Regions from separate parts of the Homo sapiens genome. Here region 1 is linked to region 2. A link is an interaction called in ENCODE POLR2A ChIA-PET data of the cell type or tissue named here. Cell type or tissue: Panc1. All regions are shown on one strand. Each heading gives the region's core, and the rest is flanking DNA. Links, peaks and the distances in the headings are about the cores only.

Evidence for each region. Peaks named below come from ENCODE experiments on the same cell type or tissue, not always from the same donor. Only the 100,000 strongest peaks of a DNase experiment are listed, where the experiment ranks them.
Region 1: POLR2A ChIA-PET joins it to region 2 with 7 read pairs; 2 of 35 experiments call an interaction of 5 or more read pairs at or near these places.

What each region holds. Positions count from the first base shown.
Region 1 is chr10:21,444,056-21,449,437 of GRCh38, reverse strand. No RefSeq gene overlaps it. Among named protein-coding and RNA genes, the nearest start is that of MIR1915, 50 kb to the left of the region's middle. In Panc1, for the core only: no CTCF peak of the experiment used is centred there; no DNase peak of the experiment used is centred there; H3K27ac peaks cover 3,085 bases.
Region 2 is chr10:21,308,310-21,313,691 of GRCh38, reverse strand. No RefSeq gene overlaps it. Among named protein-coding and RNA genes, the nearest start is that of LINC02643, 62 kb to the left of the region's middle. RefSeq lists an enhancer at 3,691-4,309. In Panc1, for the core only: no CTCF peak of the experiment used is centred there; no DNase peak of the experiment used is centred there; H3K27ac peaks cover 4,591 bases.

The DNA of each region.
Region 1 (5,382 bases), core at 325-5,324, 140 kb before region 2:
ATTCATGGTAACAAGTTTCCTTGCTGCTTCCTCAAACTGGTGGCCAAGTGTTTCTAGGTTCTGTTTCACAAGGGCTAGCCCTTTTTGAGTCCTGGCTTAATATAGAGTCCTATACCCTCTTCTTCACTTAGGTGTTAATGTCACAAGCCCTAACTGTTAAGGCATATATTAATCTCTGATTCCCCTGTCAGCCCTCTGACTTGAGTTCCCAATTATGCTTCTAAATTCTGCAACATTCCTAAAAGTTTCACTTCTTGACTTCCAGCTTATTTCTGTCTGAACATTTAAAAAAATGACATTTTATACTGCTAAATGATATTTATTCCTGTGAGCTTGAAGTGGAAGGATTTATTATATTGGCGTATTCGCCAAGTTTACCAGGAAAGCAAATTCATTTTTATTTATTTTTATTTTTTATTATTATTATTTTTGAGACAGAGTCTTGCTCTGTTGCCCAGGCTGGAGCGCAGTGGCGTGATCTCGGCTTACTGCAACCTCCGCCTCCTGGGTTCAAGCAATTCTCCTGCCTCAGCTTCCGCAGTAGCTGGGACACAGGTGCGTGCCACCACGCCCAGCTAATTTTTGTATTTTTGGTAGAGACGGGGTTTCATCATGTTGGCCAGGATGGTCTCATCTCCTGACCTGGTGATGCACCCACCTTGGCCTACCAAAGTGCTGGAATTACAGGTGTGAGCCACTGCGCCTGGCCTTTATTTTACTTTTTACTTTTTTTTCTTTTGAGACAGGATCTCATTCTGTTGCCCAGGTTGGAGTGCAGTGATGTGGTCATGGATCACTGCAACCTCGACCTCCTGGGCTCAAGTGATACTCCCACCTCAGCCTCTCGAGTAGCTGAGACTACAGGCGTGTGTCACCATGCCTAGCTAATTTTCGTATTTTTTGTACAGACAGGATTTAGCCATGTTGTCTAGGCTGGTCTCGAACTCCTGGGCTGAAGCAATCTGCCTGCCTCAGCCTCCCAAAGTGCTGAGATTACAGGCGTGAGCTACCGTGCTCAGCCAAAAAGCAAATTTATTAATGAGGAAACTAAGATCTAAAAAGGTAGAAGTGCCTTGGTGGTGAGGACTACAGCGTTAGGAAGCTAAGAAATCATGCCGTGAATTCTCAGATTCTGCTTCCTTCCAAAATTGGAATACCTACATTTTTGCCTTGTCCTTGGATGGAGATATATATATGTGTGTGTATGTATATATATATTTTCCTTTTATTGGTTTCATTTTCAGAATGTCATATGTCATACTTTAATATTTGATTTGAATTGAATTGTGGGGGTGGTAGCAACACAGTGATGTCTTGGGAAGATATTTTCTGTTACTGTTTAATTGGGATCCTGGATGAGTTAGAGGAGAATTTGGAACAGGCACCATGATAAGGAATTTGAGTGGTCAAAAAAGCCTTATAATATTAGGACCAACCTAATAAAAAGAAAGAATACATGCAGCCACATCGATCCATTCTGATCCAGAGATCTGAGAGGAAAGCCTAAAAGATCAGATCCAGGTTCTGTAGATGACCACACTCCTGGTTAAGTGATACAGACAAAACAAAATTTAAGTTCTGTTAATATGGAGATGGGAAATCCCAGCTGATTGGTGGAGGCAGGAAATTCACACCAATATGGCTGGAAAGGACTGACAATATAAAGGCACCTGCCCTGATAAATCTGGCTCAGGTTAGAATCATTGAAAACACGATCAGGTCCCAAGACCTGGCTAGAGATCCTGGGCTTCACTGCAGAGCTGGCAGTGAAGCTCTCTAATGGTGAGAACTTGCTCTGGTCTATGAGTAAGCGGAGGTATAATCTGAGAACAAGGTCAATCTCATTGCAAAAACAAGGGAGCTCCCTATTGAATATTCTTGTCATGTGCTTTGGGAAGAATGGAGAAGAACCGACTCTTAGAATTGGACTGGGCCTCATTTGAAGCATCTCTTTTTACTGGAACAAGCATACAATTTGGAATCAATCAGGGCTTTGTTCTGACCCCAGGTTTTCCACCTGTGGTTCTGTATATTTGGGCTAATGTTTTCACCTTCTTGAACAGCAAGTATTTCAATTCAGGTGTTTCATCAGCAAGATGGAGATCATGCAGAATTGTTTCTGTGAGAATTAAATTAAGTTACCTGGCATCAATAGACTCTCAATAAATGGCATTTATTATTTGGAAAAGTGCCTCATAAGAGGTGAGTGCCAGTACTGAACATAGTTAAAAATGCCACGGCCTCAAGAGATCATCCTTGACCCTCAATTTAAGTTAGTTTCTCCTCTCCTATTCTCTAATAAAGCTCTTTTCTTTTATAACATCCACCATTATTGACACCTGTGCAGTTTTTATTTCCATGACTGGTTCATACAGCAGTTATAAACTCAGTGCTGAGAGAGGAAGGTTTCATGAGGCCTGGTGAGAACTCCATGTCTCTGACCAGGGAAGTCCCCACTCGGGTTTGCCAGTTGTTCTTTTGAGGGAGTAAGGGTCTTGGTGCTACCAGATTTTCCCATTTTTTCATATAATCCAGAACGCTGACTTTTTATTTATTTATTTTTTTGAGACAGAGTCTCGCTCTGTTGCCCAGGCTGGAGTGCAGTGGCACGATCTCTGCTCACTGCAACCTCGCCTCCCGGGTTCTAGCGATTCTCCTGCCTCAGCCTCCTGAGTAGCTGGGATTACAGGCGCGTGCCACCACACTGGCCTAATTTTTGTATTGTTAGTAGAGATGGGGTTTCACCATGTTGATCAGGCTACTCTTGAACTCCTGACCTCGTGATCCACCCACCTCAGCCTCCCAGAGTGCTGGGATTACAGGTGTGAGCCACTGTGCCTGGCAGAACTCTGACTTTTTATGTGAAATGTTCCGGTTTTAAAGTGTTGGGAAGTAATTCAAATGATATTGTGTGGGCCAAACCAAGGTCAGGTGTGGGCTGCAGTAGACCTGAAAGCTGCCAGTCTACAGCCTCTGGCTTATATCTGTCTTCATGACTAAGTAGTGTTGGGATCACTATTGTTTGTTCAATGCCTGGCACAGTGGGGGCACATAGTAGGCACCAAATATGTATTGAAAGAAAGAAGGAAGAAGAAAAAATAAAACACTGAAAAAAAGTTTTTTTCTTAAAGGGTTATATTGAATCCTGGGTCAAGGACCAGGAAAAAAAAAAAGAAAAGGAAAGGAAAAAGAACTGTGTTGAAAAATTGCTGATATTAAAAATTGTCTAGGCTGGGTGCGGTGGCTCATTCCTGTAATCCCAGCACTTTGAGAGGCCAAGGTAAGCAGATCACTTGAGGTCAGGAGTTGGAGACCAACCTGGCCAACATGGTGAAACCCTGTCTCTACTAAAAATACAAAAAATTAGCCAGGAGGTGGTGGTTCATGCTTGTAATCCCAGCTACTCAGGAGGCTGAGGTATGAGAACCACTTGAACCTGGGAGGCAGAGGTTGCAGTGAGCCGAGATTGCGCCACTGTACTCCAGCCTGGGCAACAGAGTAAGACTCTGTCTCAAAAAAAAAAAAAATAAATAAAAATAAATAAATAAATAAATAAATAAAATAGTCTAGGTAGTTTGATTGAAGCAGAACCTTGTTCTGTCACCCAGGCTGGAGTGCAGTGACACAATCACGGCTCACCGAAGCCTCATCCTCCTGGGCTCAGGCGATTATTCTACCTCAAACTCCTGAGAAGCTGGGACTATAGGCACGCGCCACCATACCCGGCTATTTTTTTTAGTTTTTGTAGAGACGGGGTCTCACTGTGTTGCCCAGGGTGACACTGAGAAGTTCCAAGTTAATATAAACCAAGAAAGAAAAACCATTCATTGCTTCTCTGTATCATTTTTAGGGAAAAAATAGGCTTATTATTTTTGTTGCTTTTATAACCAAAGACTGAAAGAATGATAATGTTTACCACAGAAGCAAAATTTCCCATTTGCAAGTATTGTATTGAACAGACTGTTGGTTGCATATTGTCAAACCACTTTTAGTTTGCTGCAAAGTAGAATTTAGTCTCTGACCTCAAGTTTTATTGTGTAATGAGCTTGCTAAATACATTGAATTGCAAATTTCCATGGTAGTATGATTTGTGTACTGGCTTGAACTCTGAAAGTCATTGCAGCTGTCATTTGGTGAAAAATAGGGAAAAAGAGGCTTTGGGGAGCTTAGGTTTCTAGAGCCGATGGAAGGGAGAAAACCTCAAATGCTAGATTATTTAGAGACTGTCTAAATTGAAGTGACTATCTTTGACATATTTGTAAGTTTAAGGATTCCTAGAGATTGGCCTTTAGGGACACAAAGTGTGCATCAGTAACTAAAGTGGCCTGCCGGTAAGATTACTGAATTGCAAAATTGAAGATCAACAAATGTTCCTAATAGACACTTAGTATTCATCCTGTACTACATTTGATACTTTGGCCCCAAAAAGTAAGTATTGAAAGTAATGGTGGAGGGGGAAATCTCTGTACTCCAGGAATTTACAGTCTGGTTTGGGAGCCAATACTAATAATCGGAAAAGAGTAAAAGACTCTATGATTAAGAGCTAAGCCATGTGTTAGAGACTATAAGTATACAGGAAATCAGAGGGTAAAAATCACAGCAGGCTTCATAGATCAGTTAAGAACTCAGAGCTTCTAGTAAGTATTGTTAAGATTTAGAGAGGGAAAGAATACACATTGCTATCTTGGTCCCCTCTGCTTTTGAAAGTATGTTGATTCCTTTCTTGGGCTTTTTTAAAAAATAGGAAAAAGGAAAAGTTGTTTCTTTTTCTACCATCAATTTACATATTGTATTAGTCAGTTCTTGCGTCGCTATAAAGAAGCACCTGAGACTGGGTAATTTATAAAGAAAAGAGGTTTAATTGGCTCACAAATCTGCAGGCTGTAGAGGAAGCAGAGCAGCACCTGCTTGGCTTTGGGGGTGGGCTCAGGAAACTTACCGTCATGGTGGAAGTTGAAAAGGAAGCAGGCACATCTTACATGGCCGGAACAGGAGGAAGAGAGCGGGGAGGTGCTACACACTTTTAAACAATCACATCTCATGAGAACTCAGTGAGGATCACAGGAATAACACCCAGGTGATGGAGCTAACCCATTCATGAGAACTCTGCTTCCATGATCCAGTCATCTCCCACCAGGCCCCACCTCCAATACTGGGGATTACAATTCCACATGAGATTTGGGCAAGGACACAGATTTAAACCATATGACATAGAGAAAAATACAGATATATTTTCGTAGAGATGTAGTCTTGCTATGTTGCCCAGGGTGGTCTTGAACTCTTGGCCTCAAGCAATCCTCCCACCTCAGCTTCCCAAAGTACTGGGATTACAGGTGTAAGCCACCCACATCTGGTCTATATATATAGAGGATTTACTGCGAA
Region 2 (5,382 bases), core at 323-5,322:
TAATAACTTGCGGTCCTAGCTATTTGGGAGGCTGAGGTGGGAGGATCACTTGAGCCCAGGAGCTCAAGGCTGCAGTGAGCTATGACTGAGCAACTGTACTCCAGCATGGGCAACAGAGCAAGACCCTGTCTCTAAATAACTAAATAAATAGCCTATTGTCGCCGGGCGCAGTGGCTCACGCCTGTAATCCCAGTACTTTGGGAGGCCGAGGTGGGCGGATCACAAGGACAGGAGATCAAGACCATGGTGAAACCCCATCTCTACTAAAAATACAAAAAATTAGCTGGGCGCGGTGGCGGGCGCCTGTAGTCCCAGCTACTCGGGAGGCTGAGGCAGGAGAAAGGCGTGAACCCAGAAGGCAGAGCTTGCAGTGAGCCGAGATTGCGCCACTGCACTCCAGCCTGGGCAACAGAGCGAGACTCCATCTCACAAATAAAATCAAATAAATAGCCTATTGTCTCATTCAGAAGAAAAAATTAAGTTCAGCAAAATCTAATGGTTATGTTGAAATCAGCGATGGCTTGTGTACTTTGTCTTGTTAGGTGGGTAGGGGGAGGTGGAGGCTGAAGTGAGGAGGAATTGGGGTGCTCTAGGATGTAAGCTTGAGGCTCCAGGTGGAAGACTGGGGATGGGTAAGTGTGAAGGCCTGTGGGGTGGTAGAGGAACAGATGTTCAAACAGAAACGAAGGAATCTGCTTGCCAGATGTTGGGACAATGGGTTGATGGAGGCTAGAAGGGAAAGACTTACAACGAGGCAGATATAAAAAGGGAGGACTGTGTGGTGCAGAATCATAGATACCAGAGGCTGGGAAGGAGGTGTGGGTGGGAGGGGGAGGAAGAGAGGTTGTGAATGGGCAGGAACATGCAGTTAGGCAGAAGAAACAAGTTCTGTTTTTTGTGTGTGTTTTTTTTGAGATCAAATTTCACTCTTGTTGCCCAGGCTGGAGTGCAATGGCGCGATCTTGGCTCACTGCAACCTCTGCCTCCCGGGTTCAAGCGATTCTCCTGCCTCAGCCTCCTGAGTAGCTGAGATTACAGGCATGTGCTACCATGCTGGCTAATGTTTTTGTATTTTTAGTAGAGACGGGGTTTCTCCATGTTGGTCAGGCTGGTCTCGAACTCCCGACCTCAGGTGATCTGCCTGCCTTGGCCTCCCAAAGTGCTGGGATTACAGGCGTGAGCCACCACGCCTGGCCTAGAAGAAACAAATTATGATGTTTGATAGTGGAGCCGACTATAGCCAGCAAGAATGTGTAGTATATTTCAAAGCAGATAGAAGAGAGGACTTGAAATATTTCCAACACATAGAAATGATAAATATTTGGCCAGGTGCAGTGGCTCACGCCTATAATTGTAGCATTTTGGGAGGCTGAGGTGGGTGGATCGCCTGAGGTTAGAAGTTTGAGACCAGCCTGACCAACATAGTGAAGCCCCGTCTCTACTAAAAATACAAAAATTAGCCGGGTGTGGTGGCACACGCCTGTAATCCCAGCTACTCAGGAGGCTGAGGCAGGAGAATCACTTGAACCTGGGAGGCAGAGGTTGCAGTGAACTGAGATTGTGCCATTGCACTCCAGCCTGAGCAACAGAGCAAGACTCCATCTCAAAAAAAAAAAAAAAAAGATAAATACTCAAGGTAATGGGTGATGGAGTTGTTCACCTCTCTACATATTCTATGCATGTAGCAAATACATGTACCCCATAAACATGTAAAATATTATGTATCAATAGGAAAAAATGTGAAAGAGGGAGAGGGAGGAGTCGGGGGTATATATATATATGTATATAGACAGAGAGAGAATGAGAGTTTAAGGCAAGATCTGAGATCCTGGGATATGACCAGTGAGGATGTTAGTAATATTAATAATCTGGTTTGCCTGAACATGAGGGTAAGAAGGACTGAAGGACCCATGCAGAAAGAGTTTTGCTTTGTCCAAGACCAAAGAGTTGAGAAAGAACTTTACTTGTAGGCTGGGGAGTCTGCAGAAGTGGAGCTAGAAAGTCAAACTGGGCCAGGTACAGTGGCTCATGCCTGTAATCCCAGCATTTTGGGAAGGTGACGCAGGAGGATTGCTTTAGCCCAGGAATTTCGACTTTACAGTGAGCTATGATGGCATAACTGAACTCCAACCTGGGTGACAAAGCAAGACCGGTCTCTACAAAAATTTCTTTTAAAAAAATTAGCCAGGTGTGGCCGGGCTCAAGCCTGTAATCCCAGCACTGTGGGAGGTCGAGGTGGGTGGACCACCTGAGGTCAGGAGTTCGAGACCAGCCTGGCCAACATGGAGAAACCCCATCTCTACTAAAAATACAAAAATTAGCTAGGCTTGGTGGCACATGCCTGTAGTCCCAGCTACTCGGGAGGCTGAGGCAGGAGAATCGCTTGAACCCAGGAGACAGAGATTGCAGTGAGCCAACGTTGTCCCACTGCTCTCCAGCCTGGGTGATGGAGCAAGACTCTGTCTCGAAAAATAAATAAATAAATAAATAAAATAAAATTAGCCAGGTGCAGTGGTGTGTGCCTGTAGTCCCAGCTACTCAGGAGGCTGAGGTGGGAGGATCCCTTGAGCCCAGGAGTTTGTGGTTGTACTGAGCTATGATTGTGCCTCTGCCGGAGTCCAGCCTGGGTGACAGAGCAAGAATCTGTCTCAAAAAAAAAAAAAAAAAAAAAAGTCAGTCAAACTGAAGCTAACTCAGGTTGACACCATCAGCCAACTTAGTTCAAGCATTGACGTGCCATATTGACATGCAGCTTACCTCGTGACTATGATAGATATGACTACAAACTAAGGTAATTAAAAAAAATGGAACATAAAGAGTCAGATAATAGTTGTCACCCTTAAAGCAGTCACGTTGGACTGTTTGTTCAAACAATGCAGAGATTTCTACAACTCCTCTTTTGGTTTTATTTTCTAAGCCTACAGCATAGACAGACATTCAGCCATCTTTTTTTTTTTTTTCTTCAGAGGGAGTCTCATTCTGTTGCCCAGGCTGGAGTGCACTGGCGCCATCTTGGCTCACCATCTGCCTCCCGGGTTCAAGCCATTTTCCTGCCTCAGCCTCCCAAGTAGCTGGGATTACAGGTGCCTGCCACCACGCCTGGGTAATTTTTGTATTTATTTATTTATTTTTTAGTGGCCACTGCTCCCAGCCTCATCCATCTTTAATGGTGGAGAATCTTCACCTTCCAAGGGTGTATTTGATTTTGAGGAACACTTAGTAGTTGGGAGCCAAGACTGAGGAAGAGGCGAGTGATCAGGCTGGGAAGGGTTAAGGAAAAACCAGAGCCAGACAGTAAAGGGATGAAACAGATTTTGTTTTATTTTATTCATTTACTTAATTTTGAGACGGAGTCTCGCTCTGTTGCACAGGCTGGAGTGCAATGGCGCGATCTCGGTTTGCTGCAACCTCCGCCTTCCAGGTTCAAGCGATTCTCCTGCCTCAGCTTCCCGAGTAGCTGGGATTATAGGCACCTGCCACCACGCCCGGCTAATTTTTGTATCTTTAGTAGAGACTGGGTTTCACCATGCTGGCCAGGCTGGTCTCGAACTCCCAACCTCAGGTGATCTGCCCGCCTTGGCCTCCCAAAGTGCTGGGATTACAGGCGTGAGCCGCTGCGCCTGGCCAACAGATTTTATTTATTTTAATTTTTGAGAGAGTCTTGCTCCGTCACCCAGGCTGGAGTGCAGTGGCACAATCTCAGCTCACTGCAACCTCCGCCTCCTGGGTTCCAGTCATTCTCCTGCCTCAGCCTCCTGAGTAGCTGGGATTGCAGGCATCTGCCACCATGCCCAGCTAATTTTTGTATTTTTAATAGAGATGGGGTTTCACCATGTTGGCCAGGCTGGTCTCGAACTCCTGGCCTCAGAAGATCTGCCCACCTAGGCCTCCCAAAGTGCTAGGATAACAGTCGTGAGCCACTATGCCTGGCTGAAACAGATTTTAATTAGGAACTATTGCAATAGGGGAAAAGACTTGAGTACAGAATGGGCTTCCATTCTGAACACAGCATGGGGGATTCATAGCCAGGAAGTAGGGTGGAGATTAGGGGATGAAAAATTCCCAGGAAGGAGCATCAGGGGTCAGGGGATTCTGGCTAAACCAATTCGACAGAATCCTTCCTTCAAGACAGGCTAAGGTAATCAGACACCACCTGGTGATGGAGGTGGGGATGAGAAATTTGATCAGATATGGAAAGATTCTCGCTTAACTGACACAGCAGAATTTTTGCTAAAATTAGATAATGCAAAGATAGACACAGAAATTCAAAGGCTCAGAGGGGTCTCACCAAAGTTTGGTCAAGGAGAGTGTCTTGTCAGAAGCACCAGTTGTTGCTGTTTTTTTTCTTTTTCAAGAGTACTTCACAGAGGCACACTTTGAGTTGGAGCCTTAAACTAGAATTTTCTCTTTTTGCAATGCTGAGAATGTATCAAATAATTTAGAATTTCTACAGAAGTTTGATGTACTTTTTGACCTCAAGGAGTGAATTCTGCATGAACAACGTCAGGGACATCAAAGAAACAAATCAACTCTGTCTTGGGTGTGATTTTGATACATCGGCTCCATAGTTTCTCCCAGGCTTTGAAGAGCTCTACTGCAGACACTGACTCTTGTTCCCAGCTCATTTTGGAAACACGTGGTTCGCTGACACTTACTCTGTTCCTCAAGATTGTACCATTTGCTCAGCTTTCCTTAAAAGAAAAGGACAAGAGATACATACATCTTTGCTATTTCTATTACTCAAAAATGTGTGGTGCAGTCTTTATGTTCAAGTTGTCTCAAAGGAAGTTTTTTTTTTTTTTTTTTTTTAAATCTAAATTGAACTCTTCGGCCTTCCTTCTCCCAGGCAATCACCAGTGTGAATTAGCCAAACTGCTGACCATTTAACCGTTTTATTGAACCTGTGGGTGAATGGATCACTACATATTCACCAAAGTGCCTTCCTTACCTAACTTTAAACCTTTTGTTTTGGCTTAAAATGATTGTTCTGGAATAAGTTTCATATTCTCTCTAGATGTATCATTTGCAGATTAATTTCATTTAGAATATAATATTCTTTGCACTGAATGATTCTTTTATATATATAATACAGAAATACAATGTTTGATAAAATTTCTTGATCACAATATCTTTTTTTTATTGTTAAACTTAAAGGAACTTTATTAGTATAAATTTATGGAGGCCGGGCGTGGTGGCTCACGCCTGTAATCCCAGCTACTCGGGAGGCTGAGGCAGGAGAATTGCTTGAATATGGGAGGCAGAGTTTGTGGTGAGCTGACATCATGCCACTGCACTCCAGCCTGGGTGACAAGAGTGAGACTCCATCTCAAAAAAAAAAAAAAGTATAAATGTATGAAGTTCAAGTGTAATTTTGTTAGCTGC